2 separate regions of the Homo sapiens genome follow, and region 1 is linked to region 2. A link is an interaction called in ENCODE POLR2A ChIA-PET data of the cell type or tissue named here. Cell type or tissue: PC-9. All regions are shown on one strand. Each heading gives the region's core, and the rest is flanking DNA. Links, peaks and the distances in the headings are about the cores only.

Region 1 (2,934 bases), core at 272-2,771, 96 kb before region 2:
TCTTGGAGTATCATATTATGTTAACTTCAGTTGCTTGTGCTTGTTGAAGGTAATATCTACTAGGTTTCTGTAAAAAATAGTAACTACAGTATTTTTTTCTTTAAAGAAATAAGCATTTTTAATACTTTACATATATAAATATCTCATTACTCATCAAATCTTTCAGTTTATTTTTCTAGTCATCTACGTAAATATGAATTCATGGTTTCCTACTTTATTCAATAGATTATAATCTGTTACCATCATTATTTATTTTTCAACTCAAATTACCCCAGGTTTGGCCAGTAGGAGACCTTTTAATCTGCCTCTGACATCTTTCTGACGGGTATCCATCATTTTTTGAATAATTCTTTGCTCTCTGGCATGATAAAGAATCTCAGGCTCATTTTTTTCCCCTGGCTCTGCCCTGAAGTTAGTAATTTCTTCAATGAGCTCTGGTAACTTTCAATCTAGGTTGATATTTAGAAACCAAGAGCTGGGGCTGGGTGCAGTGGCTCAAGCCTGTAATCCCACCACTTTGGGAGGCAGAGGCAAGGGAATTGCTTGAATCCAGGAGTTTGAGATCCGCCTGGGCAACACAATGAAAACCTATCTCTACGACAAATCTAAAAAAATTAGCTGAGTGCAGTGGCGTGCACCTGTGGTCCCAGCTACTGTGGAGGTTGAGGCGGGAGGATTGCTTGAACCCAGGAGACTGGGACTGCAGGAAGCTGTGTTTGCATCACTTCACTCCAGCCTGGGCAAAGAGTGAGACCTCATCTCCAGAGCTGGGTGTTAGGTGTGCTCCGTGCTGTGGTGGTGATAGGTGTGCTCACTGCTGTGGTGGTGTGGCTGCTCCCTGGTCCTCTCCATGTATAGAGCTGGGGAAGACACACACACACACACACACACACACACACACACACACCTATATTTATTTCTATGTCTATATGTTTTGAAAACTGTGAGTTCACACTGATACCTTCAATTGAAATTCAACAACACAGGACTCATTCTGACATTTTCCCCTTCTAACTTTGTAAATCATTCCTTTCATTGAGAGAAAGCAGACTCCTATTATTCCTAATGTATATACATATTATAATATTCACATGTAAGTAAACAATCCTCCTTCACTACGACTCACCTCCCAATGCCCTAAATTTGGCTCTGACATTGCACAGCAGCTGGTGGACCCTGAATATATAAACACATGTAGAATGAAGGCTAATAATGGAGATCAGAAAGCAGCTTCACATGGAATGGCCTCATACCATGAAAATGTAGATACAATGGGAGAATCAAAATTGAGGGAAGAAATAGAATAGCACATGGGAATAAGAATAACCTTGTCATTTATCTTCTATTAGTTGATATTTAAAGGCTATTACTTCAAAATAGTATCCGAGGGAGAGACAAAGAGAAGTTGTTGCTAGCTAATTTCAAGAGAGCTCAAAATAGATAACCATTGACTGCATCTACCCACAAAAAGAGGTAACTGAAATATTGTACTGAGGTATTAGTGTAAAGTTGGAATTCAAATATTCCCATGTATAAAAATATGTTAATAAAAGAGAAATTTAAATAGAACACAAATGAAAGATTAAATATGTGTGTAATATACACAAACATTTACTATATATCAATATGTATCTTTATAATGATACACTTTATGTATGTATACATATATACATACACATAAATTTATATAAAATGAAATATGAATATGGAATAAAAGAATTCGAATATATCAATGACATCAATGATAGAAATAATTAAAATAGAATATTTTCAAATTTTCTAAAAATATAAATATATGAAACATATCTAAAATAAAGGTAATCAGACAGTTTTTAAATGAAAAGAGAAAAAATATGAACATAATGAAATGAGGGGTTGAGATCTAGATATCTATCAAGGTAGAATTTAGGCCAAAAAGTATTAAAAGAGTCAAAGGAAGGAAATTTTCAAATGAAAATGTAACAATTATTCCGTTACCACTCAATAATAATGATTTTCATTATACAAGAGATGCACAGATAAATAGAAACATAATAAAACAACTATAGAAATATCATACTAAACCTCTTTTGGTCTAAGATAGATTAAGATCAATCAATATCATTAATAATGTAGATTCTATAAATATATATTAAATTCAGACCTCTGATGATGTAAACTATACTCTCAAGTACAATGAAACACTTATGCAAACTGATTTAGTACAGGACACACCATCGCAATAAATTAAAAAGGCAAATGCAAATATTAGCATTCTCTGATAGTAATGTGCTAAAACTAGAAATTAGTAACAAAATTAGTGTGTTAAAAGGCCTATTCACTGGATATGGCAAAAAAAGCTATTAAAAAACAGGAAGTGAATAGTTTCTTGAAAGTAACAATAACATTCTATAAATTTGAGAGCTGTAGAATCAACTGAAAGTTATCAGAAGAAATTTTGTAGCAATAAATACATCAATAAAATATATTAACTCATCAAGTTAAAAAGCTACAAAGAGAGCAGAAGACAAATCAAAAGAAAGTGAAAGGAAGATATTAATAAAGACAAGAGGAGAAATTAATGATTGGAGAAAATGAAGAACAAAGTAAACCTAAAAGCTGTATATTTAACATGAATGGTCTATGTATACAGTCAAAAGAGAGAGACTATCAGAGTGGATTTTTTTAAAAAACACAATTATATGTTGCCTATCAGAAAGCCAGAAAAAACAGATTATTTTAAAAAGATGATGAAAAATATGTCATATTAACAGTAACCAAAAGAAAGCTGGAGTGGTTATACTAATTTCAGGCAAAGGAGACTTCAGAGCAAGGAAAATTACTAGGGATAAAGAGTGCCTTTATATGATGATGATTCTCAAAGAAGACTTGCAAGTTCTTAATGTGTATGCATCTAACAACATAAGGTCAAAAGAGGGCTTACCAAGATGGCCG
Region 2 (2,934 bases), core at 334-2,833:
GAGATGCAGAGAGTGGCCTGTTTTCAAAGATATTAAGACTCATTTAATAATTTTGCCTCTATCTGAATGCTTGATACTAGATAGTTTAAATGTTTAGCTACCTATGAGCTTTCTTCTGTCTTTTTCAAAACTAGAGCTTATGACCTTTTTTATTTGAAATGTTGCCATTCTTTATGTTTTGTTTTTCCAGAGGCATGAAAACTTATTGTTTTCTTTTTGAGCTATTTGAGAGTTTTTTTTTTTTATTCTCATCTGGGCTAGAATGTTTCATTGGCTATAAGTCTTTTGACTCTAAGTCCCTTGGCCAAAGGGGTCCCACTGAGGGACTTGATGGACCTGGGGCAGGTAGCATATCACCCTCATATCAACATGGGACAAAATAAAAGTTTGGCTATCTATACTACCTCTGGCATATCTTAACAGAAAAGGGGAAATGCAAACTAAAAAACAAAATGCTAAGCGCCCCCTCACTGAGTGAATAAACCCCCTCTTGGCCAAGAGAACTCCAGAGAAGGAATCTTAAAAACTTAGTTCCCAGCCATGATGAGACAAAAGGTCAGACATGTCTCATTATATCCTCTTCCTTTTATGGTTTAGACACAACTGAACAACATTAATGTTAAAATTAGATCATAAGACTGACAGAAACAACTCTTTGTGGTAATAAGATACCAAATTGTAAATGGGACTTATGGCCATTCCAGGCAAGGATTAAGTCACTGATTCAGTTTGGCTATGTCTGCACTCAAATCTTATCTTCTATTATAGTTCCCACAATCCCCACATGTTGTGGGAGGGACCTGCTGGAGGTGTAATTGCATGATGGGGGTGGTTTCTTCCATGCTGTTCTTGTGATAGAGAGTTCTCATGAGATCTGATGGTTTTATAAGGGACTTTCCCTGCTTTGCTCAGCACTTATCCTTCCTGCCACCATATGAAGAAGGATGTGTTGCTTCTCCTTCTGCCATGATTGTATGTTTCCTGAGGCATCCCCAGCTATGCTAAACTGTGAGTCAATTAAACCTTTTTCTTTTATAAATTACTCAGTCTCAAGTATGTCTTTATTAGCAGCATGAGAATGGACTAATACAGTCACCCTAAACTGCCACTATATATTTCTTTTTCTTCAGCAGCTAAACAAGAACCTGTCTTGAGATAAGCAGTATTAAAACAATTTGCAGCTCCACCAGATGCTAATTTACTGATTTCCAGACCCTGTTCTACCAGCTGTAACTAAAACTTTGATTGGACAAGAGCTGATTTTAGTAACTTTCCCCTGATAATAGACCACTGACCATAGACTGGTTCTGGTCAGTTTACAGATTGTGTACTTGCATGCCTCTTTGTCCTGAAAATCCCTTTTAGCACATACAGCCTAATTATAGTACATTGAAATGTGAAGTCTCCATGCCAAAAGTGAACATGAGTCATATGTTACCTGACTTGTTCAATACATGAGTCAGGACCACCTTCATGAATATTCATAGCTCCTCCTATAACTCGTTAAAAACATATGTTTAGCCAACCTGTCATCATGTATCACAGGAGCCCCATTACAACTGACAGTGGGTAATTAACTTATTGCCTTTCTTATTGATATAGGAGCCATATAGTTTATAGTTAATATTCATCTAGCCCCTGATTTTAAAAAGACTGTGAAGGTTGCAGGAATGTTCAGGAAAGCTTTGACTTGCCTCTTCCTGCAGCCTTTAAATTGGCATCTTGGAGACTACAATTGACAGAAAGAAACTAAAAGATAAACCATACTAAAAAAAAAAGCATTACCAAAATCTGTCAAGAAGCCAATTTGACTTGAGATAAGGTGTTGCTGGTCGCCCTGTTATAGATTAAAATAGATCCTCAAAATAGGAAGAAATTGGGTCCCTTTAAAATGTTATATGGTAGGCCATTCCACGTTTCTGCACTGTTGGGAAAACCAACTGATAACTTTAAGAAATTCACCAATTGCCAAATATGTTAAGACTGTAGGCACTATACTAGTTTCTGTTCATGAGTCTGCTTCTAAAAAGACCACTCATCCTAAGATGTGTCCCTACATCCTTTGCAATTGGGAATTCAGGTCCTCCTAAAGACTAAAAAAAAAAGTCAGCTCAGAGCCAGGTCAAATGGTTTCATTCCCAAGTTCCCAATCAACAGCCCCATCCAGCAGGAAGTAGCCAGATTGTAATTGACAACCAATTTTCCATAGAAATTGAATTAAAAATCAACAGTAGGGAATTTGTAGCAGAAACTGCCACTCTGTCTTGAAAAATTATTCTCTTTTTTCTTTTTTTCACCCTTCTTTCCATGCTGGGCTTTTGATAATGCTTAACTCATGTGCTTCGCCTAAAGAACTCCAGGAACTGTCCTTGAAAAACTAAGCATGGAATCAAGGTTGCAGAACATCCCGTCCTGGGAAGAATTCTAAGCAGTTAATCTGTATTCCTGTTGGAATCAGGCTGACGCCCACCAGACCACCAGATGGCCATCACTCAAGACAGTCACTGAGACCAAACATATTGACATACATAGTCAACCCCTGTGTTTAGCTTCTCCATATCCCCCTCCCATAAAAACCCTCCAGCCAGCCTGAAAAACTCAAGATGGTCTCTGCAACACTAGTTCACAATGTTCTCAGGTTGCCAGCTTTTGAATAAACCTGCTTTTCCTCCCATTAACTCTCATCTCTTGAGCTTGGTTTTTCAGTGGCAAGCAGCGAAACCTGGGCTCAGTTACAAAGAGAAACTGTGATGAGTATGATTTGTATTCCCCTTCCTCCGTGAACCTGAATGTGGGCTATTCTAAGGGAGATTAATGTTACAGTTAAATAATTCATTGATAGAGATGTGTCTCTATCATAAATATTTAAAATTATTATTAGTTTTTGTTCTGGTTGCTTTTTGTAACATAAAGCTCACATAATAAAAACAGTTT

The links. Peaks named below come from ENCODE experiments on the same cell type or tissue, not always from the same donor. Only the 100,000 strongest peaks of a DNase experiment are listed, where the experiment ranks them.
Region 1: POLR2A ChIA-PET joins it to region 2 with 13 read pairs; 2 of 35 experiments call an interaction of 5 or more read pairs at or near these places.

What each region holds. Positions count from the first base shown.
Region 1 is chr2:87,647-90,580 of GRCh38, forward strand. No RefSeq gene overlaps it. Among named protein-coding and RNA genes, the nearest start is that of FAM110C, 43 kb to the left of the region's middle. In PC-9, for the core only: no CTCF peak of the experiment used is centred there; no DNase peak of the experiment used is centred there.
Region 2 is chr2:183,962-186,895 of GRCh38, forward strand. All of the region lies in intron 1 of LOC105373324 (a long non-coding RNA gene), which reads right to left. Among named protein-coding and RNA genes, the nearest start is that of SH3YL1, 79 kb to the right of the region's middle. In PC-9, for the core only: no CTCF peak of the experiment used is centred there; a DNase peak (open chromatin) is centred at 1,390.